Linked DNA regions of Homo sapiens: regions 2 and 3 are each linked to region 1. A link is a contact called in ENCODE Hi-C data. All regions are on one chromosome and are shown on one strand. Each heading gives the region's core, a stretch centred on a gene start or an enhancer-like site at or near the end of the contact. The rest is flanking DNA. Distances are from core to core; before and after follow the strand shown. Region 1 holds the start of NXT2 (nuclear transport factor 2 like export factor 2). Region 2 holds the start of RADX (RPA1 related single stranded DNA binding protein, X-linked). Region 3 holds the start of ALG13 (ALG13 UDP-N-acetylglucosaminyltransferase subunit).

Region 1 (4,013 bases), core at 777-3,276:
ATAAATTCAGATCAGACCAAGGTAGGTATTTAAAGATTATGAGAATTTGGAAGAAAATAGACAATAGAGTTATCAAAGTTTGTGTGGGAGGAGAGAATGAGAGGGGGAATGAGAGGGGGAAAGAGAGAGAAGTGGGGGTGAGAGAGGGAGGAGAGAATGAGATGGGGAAAGTGAGAGAAGTGTGGGGGAGAAAGGGAGGGAGAGAGCCAAGAAGAGCGAGGGAGAAAAACGAAGAGGGTTAGCCGGACGTGGTGGCTGGCGCCTGCAGTCCCAGCTACTCTCCTCGGGAGGCTGAGGCAAGGGAATTACTTGAACCCGGGCGGCGGAGGTTGGCAGCGAGCCAACATCATGCCACTGCACTCCAGCCTGGGCCACAGAGTGAGACTCTGTCTCTAAAAAAAAGAAGAAGAGGAGGAGGAGGAGGAGGAGGGGAGGGGAGGGGAAGAGGGAGAAGGGTTGCTATAGGGAATGGTCAGAACTAAGCAAGTTACTTAGTATTTCTTTGTAACTCAATGTTATGTTTATTGTCTAGCACTCTCATTACACTTTGAGCCTCACAAGGATTCGAAACATGCCTATTTTATTCACCACTCTATATACAGAGCCTTGCACAATCTTTGGCACATAGTGAATACTTGATAAATATTTATTGAATGAATTATGATGAGGAGGAGAGCGGAACCAAAAAAATAAAGATTCCGAGAATTCAAGATAGGTGACTGGGAGAATATAAAAGTTTGGAAGTGCGGAGGAAATAATGAGTTTAAATTTTGGACGTACAAGTTTGAGAAGCCTATAGTGCAGTCACGTTCATGTTTAGCAAAATTATTATGTGTAATTGGAGCTCAGATAAGGGGTGGGGGCTTGGGATAGGTTGTTGAGATTCATTAGCATACGAGTAGCAATTTAGATCACCCTGAAGAAGGGAGGCTTTAAAAGGGGGGATGCACCGGAAGTGACGCCAGTCAGAGGTTAACGGAAAACGGAAGCTGGCTGGCTGAGAAGAAGCTTCCGTTAGTCCTACCTTGAAGAGAAAAGAGCCAGATAAAGAGAAAGATTAAAAGTATGAGAAAATACAGAAGCCACTGGTCTCAGGGAGACAGAGAAGGATACCAAAGAAGAAGTAACTATTATGAGGGGCCACACACCAGCCACTCAAGGTAAAACTACGACATCTAATTAATTTGCCATTTAAATCAGAAGTCATTGGCGGCTTTGGGATGAGAGGTTTTTAAGGGGTGTTGGGGAGCAAAGCCACATTGCCATGACAGTTATATTGCTTGAGTTTGAATCTCAACTAGTTTGTGACCGTAGGCAGATTTTACAGTCTTAGCTGTAAAATGAAGATGATAAAATAATAGCAATTACCTCAGCATTGTTATAATAAGTGAATATATGTAAAACTGATTAGAAAAGCACCTTACATATAGTCAGCACTCGACATTTTAGTTATTGTTAGAATACCTTGCAGAATAAATAGCCCTTAAAAGATGGTGAATAGCACTGTAAACTTAATTTTTGTTGGTGTCCGTGAGACATTTTAAAATGCCAGAATGGAGAAACCAGATGAACTTTTCCTGTTCAATGTGGCTGGGTTAAAATGAAATAGTAATTTTAGGCATACTGCCAAAACGTAGTAATTCAGTGAGGATGATCCTTCCAGAACGTTCCAGAATGCTAAATTGTTCACTAGTCACGCACGCCTTTCCCCAAGCTCTGCCCACTTATCCTATAGGCTACGGAATAGTAGGTCTCCTCGCATTTCTAATTGGTCTTCAGAGGGCTTTGGCTCCGCCTCCTGGGGCAAAAAAGTCCCTGTAATTGAACACTTTCATTTTTGCTTGTCCCCAGGCTTGTCGTTAGAAAAGTAGGGGACTTTCCTGTTGAGTATCATGTTTACAAAAGCAAAGTGGCTTTTAAATTTTAAACTAAGTATCAAACAAGTAGATAAGGTGGATGGGAGGGATCTTCAGGAACTGAAGGGAAGTGGAACTTAAGGTTGGAACATCGGTGTGCTTTTAACGACGGACCGAGCTACTTCCGGGAGAGAATGGGAGGGTGGAAAATTTTGTGCGTTTGGCGGGTTTCGCTCTCTTCATAAGTATTGATCATTCCGCAGCCCTGCGGACCGGACACGTGAGGAGGTAGTGACGCCGACACTGCCAGAACACACTGCTACAAGGTCCCAGATGGCCACGTCTCTGGTGAGTGCCTGGGCCGTGGCAGGACGGCTGGGCGCCGGACTCCAGTGGCTGAGAGGAGGGATTCCGGGGCGGTCTGGCTGCTGCTCACGTGGATAGGTGACGAATCACGTCCCGGCTCTCTGCACTGCGGGGCGGGGCCCACGCTTTGCTGCCCGCCCTGCCGGCCCCACCCCCAGCCTGGTTAGCAGTCGCTTTCTGATCCCGGAAAGGACCCTGAGCTGGGAAATAGCGAGAGGCGGGGATGTTGGGGTTTGTTGTTTATGGCTTGCAGTTTCTTTCTCTCGATTATCTTCCTCTCTAAAAATCACTTTCAGTCACCTGACAAAGAAACTGGCGATTCATTGTTCTTAATTTAGTAATAGACTGGGCCCCGTACATGAATGAGAAGGAAGGTATTCCTTAATTCTCCGGCACGAACGCCAACAGCGTTGCTTTCTTCGGTGTCACAGTTCTTAGGCAAACAGCAGTGAATATTTACGCAATGTGGGAAAGTTTCCTAAGTGGAGCTGCCGGTTTTTCAAGTAGTTGAACTACTTTCGTGTGTGTGTGTGTGTGTGTGTGTGTGTGTTTCCCATTCATCAACTTTGGAGTTTGGCTCTAACACCTCACTTGAAAACAGAAAACAATTTCCTAGCTTATTCAGTGGCAGTTTTTGCCGCTCTCTCTCCTTTTCTAAGGTTCAGGTGGTGTCATTTTCATTGCCGTGAATGTTTGTAAAATATTGAAAGTCTAAAGTGCTTAGTTGCCAAGAAAAGATTATAAATTTATATGTGGAGACTGAAAAAGACTCAGATTCATTGAGAAGATTATGTCCTAAAGACATGCACTTAAAATTAGTGAAAAATTTTAAAATTGCAAACTTCAGAGTCCGGCCTTTAAAATGTCTGAATTTATATGAAAGAATGTGGACTGTATATAGAGCTACATAGTGGTTGAAATAAATCATCAGCTTCTGTCAGTGGTTTTGTGTTTGTGAGGGGTTGAAAAGGTTGGTAATCTATACTTCTGGAATTTTTCTTGTAGGATTTTAAAACTTATGTAGATCAGGCATGTAGAGCTGCTGAGGAGTTTGTCAATATTTACTATGAGACAATGGATAAAAGAAGACGGGTGAGTGTTATAGACTCTACTACTCTTTATAGACTACTACTCTTTATTAAATACCAGGTTGTGTCTGGAGCCAGCGTTTCATCTGACTTGCATAAGTGGTAACTGTGGATTTACTCTTTAAAAGCAAATTGCTCAGGGAAGGATTGGTATGGCATTAGTGGGAACATGGGCTCTGGAATCATATCCCAGGTTTACTTTTACCTAGTTCTTTGACCTGGAGCAAGTTGCCATTTTCCCTTAACCTCATTTTATTTTCAGGTTGGTAAGTATGAATTAATTAAAATACCGCACTTAACATTAGGCCCAGCATATTTTCTTAAATATGTTTCCTTTTCTTAGTTCCATCAATTAACCAATATGGTTAAGGTATTATTAGTGCTAATGAAGGGGTGGGTCATTACGGGGAATATTTCCTGATTCGCCCCTTTTATTTCATATATTTATAGATAATTTCTGATCATGGCTCAAAAGTATAGCTTACACCCACAAAAAGTATGCATGTAGCATGGATAATATTAAGTCCTCAACAGACCGAGATTTCATCAGCTTTTTCATTGCAACTTATCCCTGCACCATATCTTTTACGTAATTATGTCAGTATGTGGTCAAGTGAGTCTTGCCTAGGTCTCTTACCAGCATAGAACTGTGCTTTGGAGAACTACTTCTGTCCTGCAGCTGCAAAAGTTAATACCCTATCTC
Region 2 (4,013 bases), core at 555-3,054, 2.9 Mb before region 1:
CCCAGGGGACATTTGGCAATGTCTGGAGATATTTCTGGTTCTCACAACTGGAGGGGGAGGTGCTACAGGTATCTAATGGGTAGAGGCCAGAGATGCTGCTAAGCATCCTACAGTGCACAAGACAGCCCACAACAAAAAACTTTCTGGCCCAAAGAATCAAGAGTGCCCATGTTGAGAAACTCTGAGTTACGCATACATTAAGTTTTTTTTTTTTAACTGCAAGTATTAGATGATAAGTATCAAATGAGTGATACAAGGTGATACAGAGAAGAGAAAGATTATCCTAGACTGAATTGGTGAGGGGAGGCATCATGAAGGAAGTGGGGTTCAAGACTAAGTGTCATGTCACTCCTTTGCTCATAATAGAAGAAACCCTGCTACCTCTCTGACCTCACCTCCTACCACTCTCCCCCTCGCCCCTCCACTGCGGCTGATTGGCTTATGCATTTCCTTGAAAATATCAAGTATGCTTCTGTCTCATGGAATTTATTCTTCTTGTTTTCTCTGATTCAAGTGCCATTCCCCTAGATATCCACATAGCTCACTTCCTCACTTCCTGCACATCTCTGTTCTGTTCAGTCTCTTACTAGAGAACCTTTCTGTAATCATACTTTTTATAAAATATTAACTCCTGTTCCCTCCACTTTATTTCCCCTTACTATGTTTTTTGGTCTCCCTAGCAAGGCTATACCCTGCCCAGACCAGACACTCAAGAAATCTGTATAGAATGAGTAAATTAGTTAAGTATTAATAACGGCAGGGCTCTTTAGCCCAAGCAATGAGAAGAAACTTGAGGGAAGGACCCTGACTACAGTTATCCCCAGTGGCCTAAAACAGTGCCTACCTCATATAGAGACTTCATAAATAGTGAATAAAGAATGATAAAATAGAGAGCCAAAGGAAATTAGTATAAACAAAATCAGCTCATAACCATCTTAAAAAGTATTCTTAGAACAATTACTCCCTTCTATGTATACTGGATCTAAGTACATCTATTAAATATTTTATCCTTAATTTTTACTATTCTTATCAGCTTTTTCACTTTACATTCGTTCCTGATATATGCCTTGCATTAAACAAACAAACATTAAACAAAGTTTCTGAAATCTCTACCCTAGATGTATATTAGGCCAGGTATTATATTAAAACTAGCTGCATTTTAAGAAGTCTAATCTAAAGGCAGCCCTTTACAAGCCAGTTCTAGTTTTCTATTTTCATTTGCACTTAAACACTAATTCACCCACCCTACACTCAGGGAGCCACTACAGATAATTATGCTAATGCTAATCGCAATAGCAGCTAATGTTTACTGAGGACTTTTTGTGCTAGAGTCTGTCCTGGAGGCTCTGCATAAATTATCTGGTTTTGTTCATACTACAGGAAACCCATGTTATAACATTAACATATGTTAACCAACTCTAAATTACTTTCTGTTCCTGGCCCAAAGCCCAAACCCCCAAATCCCTGAGCTTTGACTCTGCACCCTGATTCTTGCCACTTTCTCTTTTCCCTTGCCTCTAGGCATCCTCCTTTCCAGGGGACCACAAGCGCTCTCCCCCTCCCTCTTTGAGAACCATGACAACCACCGATTCCCCCTCCCCTTCCCCTGTCATCCCTCCCCCAGACGGCAACCCGGCGGGCACAAGGTCGGACGACCTGCTACGTAACTCGCGCGTGTGACTGCCTAGTAACAGTGTCTCGAGTCGGAAGCGCTCGGAGCGAGGGGCGGGGTGGGAGAGCTGGCGCGCGCACGCGTAAAGTCTTTGCAGCCTCGCTACGGGGCGGAGTCTTGCCTGTCAGCAGGGGCAGAGTAGCGATCGTCGCCAAAGCGCGCGGTTTTATTTCTCTCCGCTTTGGACGGGGCAAACTAGCTTTTGGGAGTGAAGCGGGTACGCAGTTATCCAACAATGTCTGGTGAGTCAGGACAGCCTGAGGCTGGTCCCTCACATGCAGGGCTAGATTGGCCGAACCCTGAGAGGAATCGGGCTGGGGTCCCGGGAGGGGTGATCCGAAGAGCTGGTTCCCAAGGGCCCAGGTCCTGGATCCAAAAGGTTCTTGAGCAGATTATGGACTCACCTCGCCAGTGTGTCACCCCCTCGGAGGTGGTGCCTGTAACTGTGCTGGCCGTCCAGAGGTACCTGTTAGAGGATGAGCCACGCGACACGGTGCCCAAGCCTCCCCTTTATTGCTATGATGTGACGATCTCAGATGGGGTGTACCAGGAGAAGTGCTACCTGGACCCCAGCTTGAACTCTCTCGTATATCAAAATATTCTTAAAGTTGGCATTCAAATGAGAATTTCCAGGGTCTCATGTCTTTACAATGAGAAAAGGATAGGCCAGGGGATCCTGTGCATAGATAACGTCCACTGTGGGGAGACTTCAGACAGTATTTCTTTAGAAACTCCCTTCAGAAATAGAGCGCACCAGGAGAAACCAGAGAGGCCTTTAAGAGGCGGGAAGAGTCATTACCTGGCGCTGTGGAATAACGAAGATCCCTATGGAGATATCTGGTTAACAGACAAGCAACCTGAGGAACACAACTTTAGCGGTAAGTGTTTGGAAAGAACGGCAGAGGGTTTTAAAAAAAATAGTTTTCAGGAGCTTGCGTGAACGGGAAAGGAAATGAAAATGCTTTTGTATTGTTAATTACAAGCCAGGAGTGGTAGGTAGACAAGTTTTCTTAAATGACCAAGGGATGCTCAATGAAATTTGCACAGCCAGTGGTTTTTGTTGGTGTTTTTTGTTTGTTTGTTTCTTTGATTGCAAAAGTGGCCAATTCAGGAAGTGTGTTTGACTACATCTTAAAATTCAGTCTGGCAAACGTACTGATGTGGGAGTCAGTATTCCTCATACGTTCGTTACATGTTTGATTGTGGTGGAATTAATCTTAGTTTTATTCCCAATCCAGTTGTGGAAATAGTACGTTGTGTCGGTTGAAGAGCTTATAGATTTGAATTTAGCATAAAGGTTGTAAAAATTTGCGGGTTTGCATGTTTTAATCTTCATTCAAAAAGGATGCTCCGTGATGTATTCCTTAATACTTTACATTGATTGAAACGCCGTGTAACAGTTATGTAAATATCACCTTTTAACGGTGTGATTTTTATGGGAAGGCTTGACATTCTCATTTTCTTGTTTCTTATTACTCACCACAAAGAGTACTGATCTGGGAACTTCAATTTTTCTGTATCAGAAGTAGGAAGTTAGCTTGAAAACACTAGCTTGCCATCAGCAACTGCTCTAAAATACGTTTTTTTTCTCTAACAGATGAAATTAAGGGGAATGATAGTACTGTAGGCATGAACACGTTTGAAATGGGGAAAGAAATAAAATGCAAAAAATAAAATAAGAGAAAGTACTGGAAGGAGAAAGACTATAATTTTCTACATTACTGCTTTTCAGTCCCTTTTACAATGTTGTCACAATGCTAAATCACGGATAATCTTACTGTGACGTGTAAGAGCAACAAACTTGAAAGTAAAAGAATAACTAGCTCAAAAACCATGCAATTATAGTCACATCCAGTTGTAAGGAAAAAAGATGTTATAGAAATGTGTAGGTAAGGATATTTTAAATAACTAAATTTTAAAAAGCAAGATAGCTATTTCAGGGATGAAAAAATGGAGTGATTTTATCTCAAGTGTGAAATAAGGCAGTAGTGCATTACTACTCTAAATGTTGATCACTTTAATTTTTAGAATTGAATATGTAAATGAAAAACTGGTGCCCTACAAGAAAAGTTGAGGGGATTAATACTTTGTAAAATGTATTTTGTCGTAATATCTATTCATTCATTAAAACCATATTTATAATACAAAAGGCAATGTCTGTATGCCAAAATAAAACCCAATCTGTATATTTGAAAGTATATTGTGTTAGAAATATACCACCAAAGTATAGTAAAATGTTAGTGATAAAATCTAGGAAGTGGGCATATTGATGTTCACTGTAAAATTTATTCAGTTTTGCTATATGTTTCAAATTGTTAATAATAAAATATTAGGGAGAAGT
Region 3 (4,013 bases), core at 1,514-4,013, 2.1 Mb after region 1:
TGAGCTAAGGTGATATTTTAAATAGGGAATACACAAAACATTAGAAGGAGATAGAGTGAGCAATTATCTTAACAATGGTTATGATGGTGGTAGGAGAAAAAAGGAGAGTTTTGAGAAATAACCTCTCCTATATGTGCCTGCCTAAGTGTAATTTATCTGTGGTACTTTATCGTCCTAATGTGTAATGTTATATTTAAATGGTTCACTGGAATAATTCAATAGATTGTAGATCAATGCTTCAGGCTTTATCACCTCTATTTTACAAGTCATGCTTGCTAATGGAGGTTAACTGTTTGCAGCTTCCAGGGGACCCTAGAGGGCCCTGGTTTTCTGAGAACCACAGTTGGTAGAAGAGCCCAAGTTGGAGCGATTTTTTTTTTTTTTGAGACAGAATCTTGCTCTGTTGCCCAGGCTAGAGTGCAGTGACACAATCTCAGCTCACTGCAACCTCCGCCTCCCAGGTACAAGTGATTCTCCTGCCTCAGCCTCCCAAGTAGCTGGGATTACAGGTGCCCGCCACCGTGCCTGGCTAATTTTTGTATTTTTAGTAGAGATGGGGTTTCACCATGCTGGCCAGGCTGGCCTCAAGCTCCTGACCTTGTGATCCACCCACCTCGGCCTCCCAAAGTGCTGTGATTGCAGGCGTGAGCCACCGTGCCCAGCCAGTTAGAGTGATTTTCTAAAAGCCACTTTTGATGCACCTGTAGTCCCAGCTACTTGGGAGGTGGAGGCGGAGGCGGGAGTGCTCTCGGACCAAACTGAGGGTGGGGCTGCTATTTCTCGTGACCTAATAACAAGATGCAGATAAACTGTGGAGGAAGAGAGTTTTTATTTCTGTAACTGTTTACAGGGAAAAGGCCTGGATATTATCACGAAACCAACTCAAAATCACGATGTTTTCCAGAGCTTATATACCTTCTAAGCTATATGTCTACATGTAAGTGTGCATTCATCTAAAGACATAAGTGATTAACTTCTTTTAATCTATAAATAAGGTCTGAATCTTGAAGATCTTCCTCTGGAGCCTCAGTAAATTTACTTAATCTAAATGGGTCCGGCAAGGTGCGGTGGCTCACGCCTGTAATCCCAGCACTTTGGGAGGCCAAGGTGGGTGGATCATGAGGTCAGGAGTTCGAGACCATCCTGGCTAACATGGTGAAACCCCGTCGCTACTAAAAATACAACAAATTAGCCGGGCGTGGTGGTGGGTGCCTGTATTCCCAGCTACTTGAGAGGCTGAGGCAGGAGAATGGCGTGAACCCGGAAGGCAGAGCTTGCAGTGAGCCGAGATTGTGTCACTGCACTCCAGCCTGGGTGACAGAGCGAGACTCCGTCTCAAAAAAAAAAAAAAAAAATCTAAATGAGTCCAGGTGCTGGCGTGATTACCCTTATCTTGTCTCCTGCTAAATCACAGAGGTTTGGGGAGTTCCTTCGGACTCCCAACAAACTTGTTTGTGGAGGCCTGGGGAGTTTCTTCAGACCCACAATAAAACTTGTTTAATCCTAAATGGGTAATGTTAAGACTTCCTTTGTTATTTTGTCATGCTTTAGGGCCCAGGAAAGGCCTAGGCAAAACTCTTGGTGGGCTTTAGTTACATTCCAGCCTTTGTATAAGGGCACTGGCTTTTTTTAGCTTTTAATATTAACTTCACCACTCAGTACTGAAACAGTTGTTATGGAGGCCTCCGTTAGTGAGACGTGGCCTGCCACAGGAGGACTGCTTGAGCCCAGGAGTTAGAATCAAGCCTGGGCAACAGAGCAAGACCCCATACCTTATAAGATGCCTTTTATTTTTAGTTTTTTTATTTTTTCGAGACGGGGTCTCACTGTCGTCCAGGCTGCAGTGCAGTGGTGTGATCATGGCTCACTGCAGCCTCAGCCTTCTGACTAGCTAGGAACACAGGTGGGTGCTCCCACCCCCGGCTAATTAAATTTTTTTTGTTTGTTTGAGACAGGGTCTCATTCTGTGTCACCCAGGCTGGAGTGCAATGGCAGGATCTTGGGCTCACTGAAACCTCTGTCTCCTGGGCTCAAGCAATTGTCGTGCCTCACCCTCCTGAGTAGCTGGGATTACAGGAGCCTGCCACCACGCCCGGCTAATTTTTGTATTTTTAGGAGAGACAGGATTTCACCATGTTGCCCAGGCTGGTCTGGAACTTCTGACCTCAATAATATACCTGCCTTGGCCTCCCAAAGTGCTGGGATTACATACTTGAGCGATGGCACCTGGCCTAAAAAATAATATTTTTAGAGACAAGGGTTTTGCTATGTTGCCCAGGCTAGTCTTAACTCCTGGGCTCAAGTGATTCTTCCCAGTAGCTTGGGATTACAGCCACTGTGCCTGGTAAGGCACTTTTATTTTTCATATCCCCTTAGCCAACTCGAAGTAAAACCATCTCTCAAATGTATCTTGACAAAACCTGGCAGCAAACAAAAAAATCTCAAACTTGTCTGTCATTAAAAGATTGTGGTACCCACGCAACGACACCAACTCAATGCTTAGGGTATGATGTTTTTTTTTTTTACCCATCAGTTTTGAAAAAGTTAATTACATTTGGCAATTCCCCATTCCCTTATAGTGAGGGGTCTCAAGAGCTGGCTCCTACACATAAAGGGCTTAGAACAGTGGCTGGTACCTAGGCCACCAATAGTCTTTTGCCCCACCCAACCGGTGACACAGCCCGGGGCCCCGCCGCCCCCTGGCGGCCATTACGGATTTCCGCCTCCCTCACAGAAGGCAGTCACTGCAACGTGCGTGGCCTCAGTTGCGTCATATCCGGCCCTTGCGATCAGGGCTTGAGGAACCCGCGCCATGAAGTGCGTGTTTGTTACCGTAGGGACCACCAGCTTTGACGACCTCATTGCGTGTGTGTCGGCGCCCGACAGTCTGCAAGTGAGTGAGGGAGGCGAGCAGGCGGCGGCTTGGCTCGCCACCCGCCATCTCCGGCCATACTGCCAGCCGCGTTAGCCTTGCCTGACCGTCGCGCTCGGAAAGAAACCCCCGCAACTCTACCACAGGTGCCGCTGCCCCTTAGCTGGCTTCTGCCCACGCCCGGCGGGGCCCTTCTCCGGCTACCCGGCCACTCGGGGTTGCCTGTTTCCTCTTCCCATTATTCCGGCCGCTCCTCTCCCTCATTTCTTCAGCTCCTTTTCCGGTCTGCCCCCGCGCTCTATTCTCCGCCTCCGCGTCCTCCGCCCCTCCTTCCAACGGCTCCGCCCCTCCGAGCTCGGGTTTTCCACCGGGCTCGGCAGTTTTTCCTCAGGCCCCCCTGTGGACCGCACGTCGGCGCCGGCGTCTGAGCCAGCCGAGCTCGCCTCAGAGCCCGGCTCCTTCCCCTCAGCACTTGGCCGGAGCCCGCGCGGTTCCTCTCCTCAGCGCGCGTCGTCCCCTCAGGGCTCCCGGTTCTCGCAGTTGATCAAGTGAGGCAGAACGGGTAGTGCCTGGGTTCCCCCCGAGTTTGCGACTCCTTTTCCAAAGTCTTTTCCTGCTGTGGCTTTCGCGGGACTCTGCGAGCTGGGTCGCTTAGATTCATGAGTGCTTGGGAGGTTCCTCGTCGGGCCCCGGACCAGAAAATAGTTTTGAAAACTAAGTGAAATCGGCCACAGATAGGCTTTTTGGCGGCCGTGCTCCGATGTTAACGTCAAACTTTAGTAGTGGTGGTGGTTCCTGCTCTGTTTTACATAGCCAGTTTAAAAGGCCCTCACATTCTGATTTCCTCTTTCAGAAAATCGAGAGCCTTGGTTACAACCGACTTATCCTGCAAATTGGTAGAGGAACGGTGGTACCTGAACCCTTCAGTACTGAGTCGTTTACTCTGGATGTTTACAGGTACAAGGATTCCTTGAAAGAAGACATTCAGAAAGCAGATCTTGTTATTAGTCACGCAGGTAAAGGTGCCTAAGAATCTCAGGGTTGGGTCTTTTAATTTTAATTTTTTTTAAGTTCTGGGGTATTCTGGGGGTACATGTGCAGGATGTGCGGGCTTGTTACAAAGGTAAACGTGTGCCATGCA

What was found. Hi-C counts contacts between places; a loop is a spot of excess contacts on that map. Pooled maps may share reads with other maps.
Region 2: a loop to region 1 is called in a map of B cell, with 28 times the contacts of the local background. The contact joins the promoter of RADX here to the promoter of NXT2 in region 1. A Hi-C loop is called at or near these places in 2 of 168 maps with a recorded cell type or tissue (B cell and naive thymus-derived CD4-positive, alpha-beta T cell) and 8 of 50 pooled maps.
Region 3: a map of ascending aorta shows a loop between it and region 1 (12-fold over the local background). The contact joins the promoter of ALG13 here to the promoter of NXT2 in region 1. A Hi-C loop is called at or near these places in 3 of 168 maps with a recorded cell type or tissue (CD4-positive, alpha-beta memory T cell, CD8-positive, alpha-beta T cell and ascending aorta), 2 of 37 single-sample maps with no recorded cell type and 19 of 50 pooled maps.

The regions. Positions count from the first base shown.
Region 1 is chrX:109,534,818-109,538,830 of GRCh38, forward strand. NXT2 (nuclear transport factor 2 like export factor 2) reads left to right here and starts at 2,027. Exons shown (of 4, transcript NM_001242617.2): 1 at 2,027-2,204; 2 at 3,228-3,314. The coding sequence starts at 2,190. RefSeq lists enhancers at 2,008-2,207, 2,498-2,557 and a silencer at 2,338-2,387.
Region 2 is chrX:106,610,174-106,614,186 of GRCh38, forward strand. It overlaps RADX (RPA1 related single stranded DNA binding protein, X-linked), which reads left to right and starts at 1,805. Exons shown (of 14, transcript NM_018015.6): 1 at 1,805-2,550. The coding sequence starts at 1,908. RefSeq lists enhancers at 1,800-1,989, 2,030-2,369.
Region 3 is chrX:111,678,407-111,682,419 of GRCh38, forward strand. ALG13 (ALG13 UDP-N-acetylglucosaminyltransferase subunit) reads left to right here and starts at 2,764. Exons shown (of 27, transcript NM_001099922.3): 1 at 2,764-2,893; 2 at 3,726-3,888. The coding sequence starts at 2,813. RefSeq lists enhancers at 2,432-3,151, 2,831-3,020, 3,091-3,140, 3,161-3,220.